2 separate regions of the Homo sapiens genome follow, and region 1 is linked to region 2. Evidence: chromatin contacts called from ENCODE Hi-C data. All regions are on one chromosome and are shown on one strand. The core of a region is the stretch at or near the end of the contact, and the rest is flanking DNA. Distances in the headings are between cores, read along the strand shown. Region 1 overlaps LOC105377043 (a long non-coding RNA gene). Region 2 has its middle 170 kb from the start of ZNF621.

The links. Hi-C counts contacts between places; a loop is a spot of excess contacts on that map. Pooled maps may share reads with other maps.
Region 1: a map of ascending aorta shows a loop between it and region 2 (2.4-fold over the local background). The contact joins two enhancer-like sites. A Hi-C loop is called at or near these places in 5 of 168 maps with a recorded cell type or tissue (Right ventricle myocardium inferior, ascending aorta, cardiac septum and 1 more) and 9 of 50 pooled maps.

Annotation. Positions count from the first base shown.
Region 1 is chr3:40,779,267-40,785,805 of GRCh38, forward strand. The region is part of intron 2 of LOC105377043 (a long non-coding RNA gene); the gene reads left to right. Among named protein-coding and RNA genes, the nearest start is that of ZNF621, 260 kb to the left of the region's middle. Within about 2 kb of position 1,430, at least 23 of the 41 ENCODE cell types and tissues checked have a DNase peak (open chromatin) inside an H3K27ac peak, as active enhancers do; they include ascending aorta and heart right ventricle, where a contact is called at or near this core.
Region 2 is chr3:40,689,777-40,695,755 of GRCh38, forward strand. No RefSeq gene overlaps it. Among named protein-coding and RNA genes, the nearest start is that of ZNF621, 170 kb to the left of the region's middle. Within about 2 kb of position 1,500, at least 16 of the 41 ENCODE cell types and tissues checked have a DNase peak (open chromatin) inside an H3K27ac peak, as active enhancers do; they include ascending aorta and heart right ventricle, where a contact is called at or near this core.

The DNA of each region.
Region 1 (6,539 bases), core at 180-2,679, 89 kb after region 2:
ATAGGGCTTTATGTCACTCAGTGGGTCAGCGTAAGACTGTCACTATCCTTAGCGTCAGGCAAAGAGCTAGAAGGTAGGAGGTGATTTCCTCCCATGTCAATTCTCTTATCCAAGCTTTGAAAGGTGAAGTTTATATTTTACTCTATCCCGAATTCAGACACTGACAACCAGATCTCTCCACCATTGAAGATATTTCCCAAATGCATGGATGTGACTTCTATCTCAGCAATCCCTTCAAGACCTAGAAGTCCACAAGTCCTCTATAGGCCCTCCCATCCTATCTCCTTGTTGTTTCTGCCCATTCAACCAGGGAGAGGTACAGGGTATCATTAAAGACTCTTAGGCCTGGCTGCTTGAGGTGTGGTCCATAGATCGGTGGAGTCAGCACTCCTTGTTAGGCCTCCAGAATCTCAGGCTGAATCAGAACTTATGTTTTTAACAAGATCCCAGGTGGTTCACATATATATTAGAGTTTGAGAAGGACTGCTAAGCCAGTGGTTCTCAAACTTGGCTGCATGCTGGAACCATCTGGGGAGTTTTTTAAAAATACCAGTGCCTGGTCCTACCCCCTGGAGATTCTTATTTTCTTGGTTTGGAGGTTGCTTGGGTAAAGAAGTATTGAAAGGTCCCCAGTGATCCTGGTGTGCCGCTGGGGTTGAGAACCACTGGCTTAGAGAATTGGATAACACCTACTTTAGCTACACTGATGAAATCTAGACGAGCGACCCCCTTGCGGGCGTCCTATCACTTAGAGTGCCGAGGGTGACTACCCTCCAGGACTCTGATTCCAGAGTCAGCCCTGCCTCCTCTCTCCCTGGCAAGGAGGAGCAGGGACCTCTCTATTCTGCAACAAAGGGGGCTTCTTTGGCTTGTTTCATGGGAAGATGGGAGGTGAGGGAGCAGTAGTTTCCAGCTGAAGTGCTTTCATCGCCCTGTGGCCAGGTAACCACAGTCTCTGTCGAAAAAGAAGGCATTACTGGCCAGTGCATCTGAAGGTCAAAAGTACTTGAACATCTTTCCTGAAGGACGGAAAAGCAGTGAAAGGAGTCAGACTTGGCTGCTGCCTGGCCTTGCTTTTATGGGAAAAACAGAAGTTATGGGATGGGAGGAGCGTGAAGAGTGGGTGTTGCCGGCCCTCCTGGCATCACAGCTTGTGAACCATAGCAGTGATGGGCAGTCGCTGTCTTCACTGGCCCTGCCAGGTCCGGAGATCCCTGCAGGGGCACTAAGAATTCACCCACTGCAGAGGCCCCACCTCGAGGCAGTTTCCTGTGTGCAGTTATTTTGGGAACAGGAACTGGATGTTTGGGAGGAAGAAGGGTAGCCAAGGGCCTGGAGGCAGGCGGTGGAGAGGTGAGGCCCAGCAGCTCAGCAACACTGAAAGGGCCCCAATGTCCAGACACCCAGGCAGCTTCCACTTGCCTCCACTCCCAGCACAAAGGCGCAGTCACGTGGCCGCTGGGGCTGCGACTTGAAAGAGCTCCCATTGTCCACGCTGCCTCAGGTTTCAGGGAACCAGACGCTGGGAGGACGGACTTTTTTTTCTTTTTTCTTTTCTTTTTTTTTTTTTAAAGTAACGGGGGCGAAGGCCAACAGCATTTTCGACTCCGGAAGTGGGGTCTACACATGCACACACGCCAAACAGACTTCTCCAAGTTTGTTTTTCTAACACATTGGAAACCACACAGTTCAGGAGAAAATTCATCTCACATGCTGTAGCCTGCTTTCCCGGAACGTGTCCAGAGACTGCTGTGTCAACACTGCCAAACTCAGCAAGCCACTCTCCCAACGGAATGGTGTGATTTGCCAAGGAAAAAACTGAACCCAGAGCCTGGGAGGAGGGAGCCGGGGGCCGGCGGCTAGAGGGGATTGCGCATAGTTCAAAGGGAGGGTGGGCTTCCAATTGGACAAGGCACTTCCCCGATTACACAGCTGTCACTGACCCCTCCAAAGGCCACCGCTGCATCCCCTTGGGCTCCCTGTTCCCAGACAGGGCTGCATTTGTGTGCTCAGCTGCTGACTGTCCTACTCTTAAAGCACTCAGGGTGGGAGTGTGCGGAGGGAGGAATGAGGATGTTTCTCAGCCTTTCTAAGTTCTGCCCCGAGGCAGCTTGGCGGAAGAGGAAAGGGCTTTGGCATCACCGTGACCGGATATTAATGTAGCTCATAGGTCCTAGCTGCATTTGCCTAAAACAAGGATGAGCTCTTCCTCTTTGCAGAGATATTACAAATAGAAAAGATGCTAAGGATGGCGAAGGTGTTTACTACAGGGCAGGGACATAATAGGCGCCCACTGAATATCCGTTTCCTCCCACCGGTTTGTCCCTGGAGGTTGAGTGTGTGGTTCTATCTCTCTTGCTTGGTTTTTAGGAGATAGAGGACAGCTCACCCATAAAGGGAATGTCTTGGATATGGAATTTCACAGTTAAAGCAGCCCCCAGACACCAAGTACAGCGACGAAACTCCTTTTCTTTCTCCCCATGGAATATAAGCCCCAGTTCTACTGGGTGGCAAGAAACATCATCCAGTTTATGTAATGACTCCAGTCATTAATAGGGTTAACTTAGGATCTGCAATTTGCAATTTGGTCACAGTCTAGCCCAAAATGACTGTGGGATTTCTTGCCTCTCCCCGTGCTTTTGTCCTAACTTAGTCTCTGAGGAGCAGGTGGTGAATGGAGGTCTTCGTGACTGGATGTGTGGGAGGGAGCAGCCACCTTGACCTCTTCTACTTTGGGTGCCTGCATGCAGCGTGGTAACCAGCTTCTCCATGCAGGTGGACTGGACGTGGGCAGCCTGCTGAGGAGTGTTGCTCATGTAATTCACACTCTGGGTGTGGCAAGTGGGTGGTCTGGTTTCCAAAAAGTTCCCTTAGAATCAAATCAGTCATGCTTCCTTTCCTCTACCCATCCCAACCAGCATATAAGCTGCACCCTTTTTTGGTGTTTGTCTCCCTGAATTACCTCACTCATCTGGCAACTTTCAAGAGCATGCTGACTCTTTCTGCTGGCTATGTGGGACCTGCAGAGTCTCCTCCACACCACTTGGGGGCTGAAGACAGCCTGATGCCCGTCTCCTGTACCTCTCCTGTACCAGCTCTCTAACACTCTGCTGGCTCCAATGAGGTAGTTCCATGAGATTGCCACTGTCAGAAACCTCTGGAAGAGAAGCAAAGGCCTTCCTCTTCTCTCTCAGCTGTCCTCAGCCCTCATGAGGAACCCTCTCCCACTTCTTGCTCCTTCCTTTGATGATGATGATAATGATGATGATGATGATGATGATGGTGATGATGACAACCTCTGTGTGTGTACGATGGAATATATCGCTCCTCATTCTTGATCTTTAAACTCTTCTCTCCTCAGGCAGAGGGAAAACCTGTCTCTTGCTACCTCTTTGCATCAGGTCTGTCTAGTCTCAAACTCAGAGCTGTGTTCTTTAGCAACTTTAGTGTTAGGAGTCTCTGCTCTCAGTGCTGGGGGGATGTCTGCAGAAATGGATGATCTTGATTTTAGTTTCTATTTGGTGGAGAGTCCCAACAAGAAGCCACCAGGGATCATGAAGGGGCACATTTAATTAATATCTCACTTATCAACCTGCCAGTTTCATCATTTTAAAATTGACTGGTTTCAGGTCCCCTCTCAAGTTGTTCACTAGCTACTGGCAACCATCTCATGGTATGACCTTGAGCACATTACTGCAGATTTCTGAGCTTCGATTTTCCAAGGCTGGATCATCTATAAGTCCCCTTCCAGCTCCAAACTTCTAACATGTATGTGTTTGAGATTCTGGACAAGCCTCTATGTGCTGAGCTCTGGCATCCATATGAAATACAGACAGTCCCCATCAGACTCCAATTTCTCTAGTAATGGAGGGGAGGTCTGGTATAGATTAAATATAATCCACTGATAATCCAAAACCCCACGTTAGCCTTTGGTTTTGATCTCATGTATTAGAGGAGTGAACAAGCTACAAAATTGACCAATTTGAATTCTACCTGTCCCTTCCCCTTCTATCCTCTCAAAGACATGCTAATTTGATCTGTAATGTGGCCAAAGGGCAGACAGTAGAAGGGAGGAGAAGCCAGAGGCATGAAAAATCCCCAAACTGGATCATCCACCCCCTGGATAATGGGCAGCTACCTGAACAGAATGCTCAATGAGGGCTCATCTTTTTTCAAGCCAGCCCTGTCCCCATGCTGCAATAGCTATAATCTCCATGGCAAAAGGCATTAAACCATTGAGTTCCTTAGACAAATTCCACCATTCCTCACTCAATTCACAGGCAGGCTAGATTTATTGAAATTGAGAAATTGTTTAATTGTCATTTGGAAGTAGCAGTCTATTTAAAAGACCTAACCAAAATGCCCATCTGGGGGCCCAGGAACCCGGTTTTCTGCTATCTGAATAAGTACAAGCAAACAGAAACTTGCATAAATTTTTCATGATTGCCTCCATAATTATAAATGTTTTTCTATGAATACCCCTTAAGCTATAAATGTACCCGACTTGTAAATATTGCTAAAATCCCATATGACCTCCTCTGGTCTCTCTCTACACCATAATCTCTTTGGAGTGCTGGGAGTACCCATTTTTGCTAACCATAATCTCTCTATATATCTCTCAGTTTATATCTTTGAAGGAGGAAATTTGATTGGCTCTTGGCTTGACAATGGATAGGCTGCCTTTGGGTCAGAGGAGGATATATTCATTGCCTGCTCTACCCACAGACCCTGCCTGGACAAGGCTGCTCCATGTACCTTAAAACTATGACAACAGTTACTTATACTAGGAGTGGACATCTGAGCTGGTCTGTGCTTACAAAATTCTTGGACTCTATGGCAAGAGACTAAACCAGCATGTAGCAACGTCCTTTCCTACTGCGAAGAACAAGTTAGACTACATGAGACTCTGAAGGTCCCTCAAATTCGAATGTTCTATAATTTCTTTCCTAAGCCTAAAGATTCTTACAGCCTCTTGAAACCTGATTCCAGCAGAGATGAGGACTCACCAGGATATAGTGCGGCCAAGAGACTCTAAGCCGAGGTTAAGGTGGTAGAGAGGACTGGGAGTTAACAGGAATGCATACAAGTCAGGGCCAGAACTGTGATGACTGTGGCCCTCAGGAAGGGGGAACAATCAAAGATCAGGTCTAAAACTGGTGTCACAGCTGTCTTGCTGGGGCTGGACACCTGTATGCTTCTGGCATATGGAATTGGATATCCCTGGTCTCTATCCTCTGATTTATCTGGAGGTTGAGGAAACTCCTGGGAAAAGATTCCAACTCTGCTCACAGTTGGAGTTAGACCCCACTCAGATTTCCTTTACCTGCTTGCGCACTCCTCCCCCAGCTCCTATGAGTGGCTCGAGAGAATTGCCTTTGGCTGAACCAGAGATTTTGCATCTCAGCCCCAAAATGCAGCATAACTAACTTCTATAGGGCTACAAAAGGCTAGCTCCCAGCCCATTTTTGGGACTAGACTGAGGCTGGTATCCATCTGAGACCACATCCTTGATTAGCTGCTTTCTCACTCCATCCTGTTCCCCTTCTCCTGAAGAGCTTCTTTCAATAAATTGTGTACCTTGAAATTTCTGTCTCAGCTTCTGTTTCTAGAAATCCTGACCTAAGTGATATTTTGTTGTTTAATACTGGGGAAGACTTGTATTTGAGAGATTCTAAGGAGACCACCTTTTTAATGCCTGCTTCTTTTATGTCTTTGGGATCTTTCATTCTAATAAGGGGAAAATGTGTTAATTCACCAAAATGGTGGATTTGTTGACTGTTACGGAATAAGATAACCACTGCTCTACAAAGTTATTTATTTAAAGCAGAAAGATAATTTTTTTTTTTGGTGTTAAGGGATGTTTTAATTTAGTATGCAGTAACAAAAATTTGTACACTAGCAATTGAGTTTAAAAAAAGTATTTGTGTTATTTTGAATTGCTTCCCAAACACACAAATTAATAGAAATTGCTTAAAGACTTTAATACGGACTTTTTTTTTTTTTTTGATGGAGTCTCACTCTGTCAACCGAGCTGGAGTGCAGTGGCATGATCTTAGCTCACTGCAACCTCCGCCTGCTGGGTTCAAGCGACTCTCTTGCCTCAGCCTCCCGAGTAGCTGGGACTACAGGCATGCACTGCTACGCCCAGCTAATTTTTGTATTTTTAGTAGAGACGGGATTTCAACATATTGGTTGGCCAGGATGGTCTTGATCTCTTGACCTCATGATCCACCTGCCTTGGCCTCCCAAAGTGCTGGGATTACAGGCGTGAGCCACCATGCCTGGCCCTGTATAGGCATTTTTATTGTGGACACCTTCTTTTTTGTTTTCCTTATAGCCCCATTCCCCTCTCCTTCTTCTCCTCCTCCTCTTCTTTATCTTTCTCTCCTTCAGGTTAGCTATTACCTTCCTATTGCTATACTCATCTCAAAAATTTCAGCTCCTTGAGTCATCCCAGTTGTATATTTTCTCACAAAAGTCCTGTATTCGCGTCTCTTCCTTCAAATAGTGATCTCAAGCATAGTTCTTGCTCTTAAGAA
Region 2 (5,979 bases), core at 250-2,749:
ATTCTAAGGATTAAATGAATATGCTTGTAAAGTTCCTGGCATACAGTAAAATCTCAATGCAGATATTACTGGTAGCACAGTGGGATCCCGTCTCTATTTAAATGTTACATTCTAAAGACAGTATAAGGTAAAAATCAAGATTGGTGACTATCAGGGATTAAAATCATTTAACTTGCTCAGAAGGTACAGTATGCAGGGTTTAGTGTTCACAACCTTGTAAATATGTACATATGAGGGTTTACTCCTCACCACCATAGAAACTTCATAATACTGAGTCCAAGTGCAAAACAATGTTACAGTATTTTCAATTACCCAGAAGAGGGAGGGAGTTGTTGAACTGTGCAATGGTTTACTCTTTAGCATTTGTTTCAGTCCATGGTTTATTTAAAGGGTGACTTTCACCTTCATTTGAATTTGCTCTTTTTCTGGGATCTTTGTTAAGCCCAGCAAAGTCACCCATTGTACCTGTGCCTGCCTTCTCTTCCCAAGGTTACCTGGGGGTATTTTCCCAGCCTTTTGATATGCTAAGCAGTCATAATTGGAGAGAGTTTAATAAACAACCATTAAGCTGCTCTTAGAAGTGTTCAAATTGGTCTAACTAGCAACTATCTAATAATTAATGAAGACCAGCTGTAACTGTAAAGCCATTTAGTGACCCAGATCAGTTTCTGCCAGATCCAGAAACAGCCCTACAAACCCCCTTCTGTTATCAAGATGGCAACTATTAAGGTGGGCTATTACCTGGGGTCTTTTATTCATTTCCATTAGACAGCAGGGGCTGAAACTCAAGTCAGCTGATGTGAAATCTTTTAAACAGCTCTTCAAGGAGGTCAAAGCCATTGATTATATTAGGGGGTAGGACTCATCTAGAGGTCGGGTATCTGTGGTCAGTTCTGTCCTCCCCATCTCCCCGACCCAGGTCACACAACACAGAGCTGTTGGACATCCTAGCAGGGCTTTCCTCTATATTTCAAGTATGCTGCTGGTTTGAGCTGACTCTTTTAAAACTTGGAGCTTTTCCCCCCTGGGTGAAATGGTGAGAGAGAAGGGGAGGAAGCCAGGGGGGAGGAGAAGGAAGTCCTTGGCTGAGCTGCCTGGTGCTTGGTGAGGAAGGGAGTGGGTGTGGGCGAGCTTGCTTCACTCTGAGGCCCTGCCAGCTCCTGGAAACGCTGCTGCTCTTTCTGAAAACCCTCCCTGAGGACAACCAGTTAAAACAACAAAAAACATCAATCAAAACTTATGGGGTTATTTTAAGGCCAAAGGGAAAGTAGATGAAAAAGGAGGTGGGCAGGAGTGGGAACTCGACCCACCTCCTTCCATCCCCGCTCCCAGAGCCTCAGTTCATAGCTCTTTACTCCCTCCCCATGCCTCCCCATTCCCATCTGCATCGACTGTGCTGGAACCTGGCTCACCCCCCTTGTTCTCCAGATGAACTGCCCTGTCTCTGCCTTGCCTTAGGCGGGGCCTTTGGGGATTGAGCTGTGTTTCTCTTCACTGTGTGTTGAACTTGGCAGGTGCAGGCGCATCTCATTCCAAGTCAAACTACCACCTTTCAGAAAGGAGGGCTGGGCCTGGAATCCATGGCTTGGGAAGGGCCCTGTGTACAACCACTGACCGTTGGAAGTGAATATTGTCCTTCTCCACCACCCGTGCCAGGCCTGCCACTGGTCATGACTGGGAAGGGAAGAAACAGGCATTTGGGGCTGAAGGTCACCCTCCCGCTGACCTATCAGAGGAACCTGGAGGTTCTGTGGGCAGTAAGAGTGGGGTCAGCTTCCCGGCCAGAAGTTCAAGTAGCCCCAGCGAGTCATCTGTTGCTTTAGACAAATAAGTGGTTGTTGGCCATGCTGATGCCACTTTGGCACATACCTGAGTGTGCAGAGCCAGTTTAAGAATGAGGTCTTGTTTCCCAAGAACCAACCCTCCTGCCGGAAATGTCTGGAAAGACAATGAGTGCATTCAGGAAGTTTTTTTCCCCTTTTCCCATGGTTCCCTGCAGCTGTCATGGGAACTGTTGCTCCCATGCAGAGAAGCTGCTCACCAAGGACTGGAGAGGCCAGCCTGCAGATCAGAGAAGCAGAGAGACTTCCAGACAGTTTCTCATTTGAAAATTGTTTCCAGAGGGTGAGGTCTCTTGTCCACTCCACCAGTGTCAATGACTCTCTGATAGGTCAGAGTAGAGGTCTAGATGTCAGCCCCACCACCTGCTGTCTGTGTGACTCAGGGAAAGGACCTAGCCTCTCTCTGCCACAGTTTCCTCACCTATGAAATGGGAATATTGCCCCCACATAAGTGTGAAGGTCAGAGGTAGTAACTGTTGGAAAGTGTTTACTTGGCTGATATTTTAATCATCCCTTGTTCCAATGTCACAGAATTTTCACATTCTCTCTTCAGCTTCATAATAGTCTCATGAGGTAGGAAGGGGAAGGGTGTGTAAAAGTAATTACATTTTGTTTTAAAGTTTGAAGGGCTTTGCCAATGGAAATGATGATATTGGCAGCTCACATCTGGCACAGAGAAAATGACCCCAGCAGTTTTTGTGCCCATGTTGGGTATGTTTTCTATTTTTCTGGTAATCTTACTATGAAACAAAAAACTCCAGTATAGGTAGATAAGGTTGTGCATTTTTCAAGACCCTCCAGGGCTACCAAGGATGAGTGACCTGGTATAGGGCAAAGAAGTCCTCTCTACCAGTGCTATCCAGTAGACAGATGATGTAAGACACTATAAAAGATAATATGAAAACACTATAAAGACAATATAATTAAAATAATGTAATTTTAGTTTTAAATTTTCTTGCAGAATTTTAATTTTAAATTTTCTTGTAGAAACATCAAAAAACTCTTAAATGGTAAAATTAATTTTTATAATATATATTTTTAATTCCATTATATTAAAAGCATTACCATTTCAACATGTAACAATATAAAAATTATTAGATACTTTATATTCTTTTTTCTTACCAAGTCTTTGAACTCCTGTGTGTATTTCACACTTACAGCACACCTCAATTCCAATGCTAAAAAATAATCATTGGAATTCTTAATTGCATTTCAGTTTCACAAACTTTATAGTTGCCAGAATAGATTCATATACTCAAGTGGTTCCACATATACTTAAAAGTTTTACAGTAATGGAATCACATATCAGATTTTAAATATATATTTACATTAATTAAAATTAATAGAATTTGAACTTCGGTTCCTCAGCCACTCTAGTGACATTTCAAGTGCTTAATAAGGACGGAGCAGGAGAAGTATCAGCTAGGCTGTTTTTTTGTTCACTTGTATTTCAATACTTAGAATTATCTTCAATAACTGTTTCTTTGCAGGAATGTTTTTAGTATTCATCTAAAACTAGCCTGTATACTCAGCCTATCCACTTAACCGGTCACACTGCAAGGCAGCGTGAATAATGGAGTTCTACTGCCAGCCTCTGCATACTGTGAACGAGTCAAGCCACAGAGCCCGAGTGACATCTGGCTGACATAGTGACTGAGGGAGACCTCCAGTGTCAATTCATATATTAAATAAAGTATTAATTTCTGTCCTTTTTTGATAAACAGAAGTGGATGATCTAACATTCTCTTCCCATACACCTGTGGATCACCTTTGTACACCATACTTGAAAGATCATGCTTGGAACCCTACCGCTGTGGTTGCTTCAAACTTTCTCTGAGCTGGGGCTTTAGTCCTAGACTTTCAGGGAATAAGTAGTGTCTATTCTGGGCCATTTTCCTTCTGACCTCCTCTCTTCCTCCCAGAGTTCCTTGGTTGTTTTTTTAAGCACTATGTAATACATTCATTTATCGGGTTTTGTCTTCAGATTTTTTTTTTTTTTTTTTTTTAAGAGACAGAGTCTTGCTCTGTATCCCAGGCTGGAGTGCAGTGGTATGATCATAGCTCACTGCAGCTTTGAATTCCTGGGCTCAAGGGATCCTCCTGCCTCAGCCTCCGAAGTAGCTGGGACTACAGGCTAACACCACCAAGCCTGGCTAATTTTAATTTTTTTTTTGTAGAGATAGGGTCTAGTTATGCTGCCCAGGCTGGCCTTGAACTCTTGGCCTCAAGCAGTCTTCCCAGCTTGGCTTCCTAAAGTGCTGGGACTACAGGTATGAGCCATCATGCCTGGCCTGACTTTTTATTAACTGTCATCTACAACAAAAGCAAAGAAAAACAACAAAATATTTCCAACAGAAGTCCCCAAAAGATGGCCAAGTTTTCACTTTAGAATTTGACCTAATTTTGTTCTTTGAGGATAAATTGTACAGTAGTTTTCCCCTGTCACTCATATTTGCCTAAACACTTTGGCACTCGAATAGGATACCATCATGGGAACTTGTGCTTATGTTTCCAGTATTTGTAGTATTCATTGTGAGTTCCTACAACCCCCGTATTTTTGAGAGTAGAAGTTCCCTCCTCTTTGTGCATGGACTATTTGTTATTGTATCTGTTCAGAGTTCAGTGCTTTGGCAGGGCTGGCCTCCCTGTGTCTTTGCTTAGCAGCATCACCCTGGCTTGGTTCTGGGGGGTCCATTTCTTCTCCAGATTCTCTAAGGGTCCCTCCCCACTCCCACCACTTTTATTTTTCCTTCTTTAGCTATTTTGCTGCTTAAGTCATCTGAGGTGGAACTTTTGGAGTCCTTGGCTTTTTGTGGTATTTTAACACTTATGACCTAAGGCAGGAGGAGCTGCATTTTCGGCTCTTTTCTTCTCTCCCGCTTCCCTCTTGAGGAGGACTCAGATAAAATTCTCTGAGGGAGAGAAAGGATTCTTGGCAAACTATCAGAACTTTCTTCTTCCTTTTTGTCTCTAATTGTATAAACAGAATATTCCAGAGCCCTGCAATGTTATTTTCCACCAATACCTCATGAAGAATACATTTTGCTAAAGGAAATCTAGAACATTCCTATCCAAGCTCACGTGGGCTTCCAGCATATGGGTGACTTTAGCTTGGCTGCACTGGGCCCTGCTCAGAGGCTGAGGCCTGTTTTGCAAGTTAAATGGCCTAGGTCTTGTTTCCAGATTCCATAATCAGCTTTATTCCACAAACCTCTAACATTATTTTATAAGCCAAGAGGTAACTCCTTAATGCTTCTGCTTATTTTCTCTTCCTAGTTCCTCAATTTAAAATATAATTATTCCTGTAGTTTCAGTTCCAGCTTTATCTTCCCAGGGAAGAAACTCCCAGCTGGGAATGGTTGAGCACCACTTGGCTTTTTTAGAAATTCTCTTTTATAAACACTGGTCCAGGGTCAGGATTTGCACAAATCTTTATGCATAAAGACTCCTCTCTGGCTTAGCTGATGACTCTAGGATTCCCATGATCTTCCCCCCACAGCCCACCTCCAGTAGTCCTATTGCCAAGAGGCAGAGCAGGGGCAGGGCAGGAGGGTGGCAGTGGAGCCAGGGCAAGGGACTAGAGCATCCGGATTTCCACCAACCATGCATCAACCTCCCATCTGCTTTGTAAAAGGTTTTCTAGGGTTAATTATTAGTATTTTAAAATAGTCATCTTTTTATTTATAAATAAAGGCTATTGCTGCTTTTTGTGATTTCCATAGCAGCCTGTAGCCTACCCACAACAGAAACTGGAGGTGGATCAAGCAAAAGAATAAGTGAACATTTACCTATTCATTTAGCAAATGTTGATCTAGAGGACATGCATGATCTATAATACATATATATAGCAAGATATACTGTGCATACTCGCCATATGTAATAGATATACTGTGCGCACAATACATATACTGTGCACACCCCCCATATACAATTGCATATATATAATTGCATGTATTATATATGGCATGTGTGCACAGTATATCTTACTAATCTGTATGTATATGTGTGTATATATACAGTATGTATATATATAGTGTGTATGTATATACAGTGTGTATACATATAAAAAAGGATTATCACAATGTATTCATACAAGTCAGTGTGGTGTTATATTTAAGAAAGATAGCATTTGGATAGG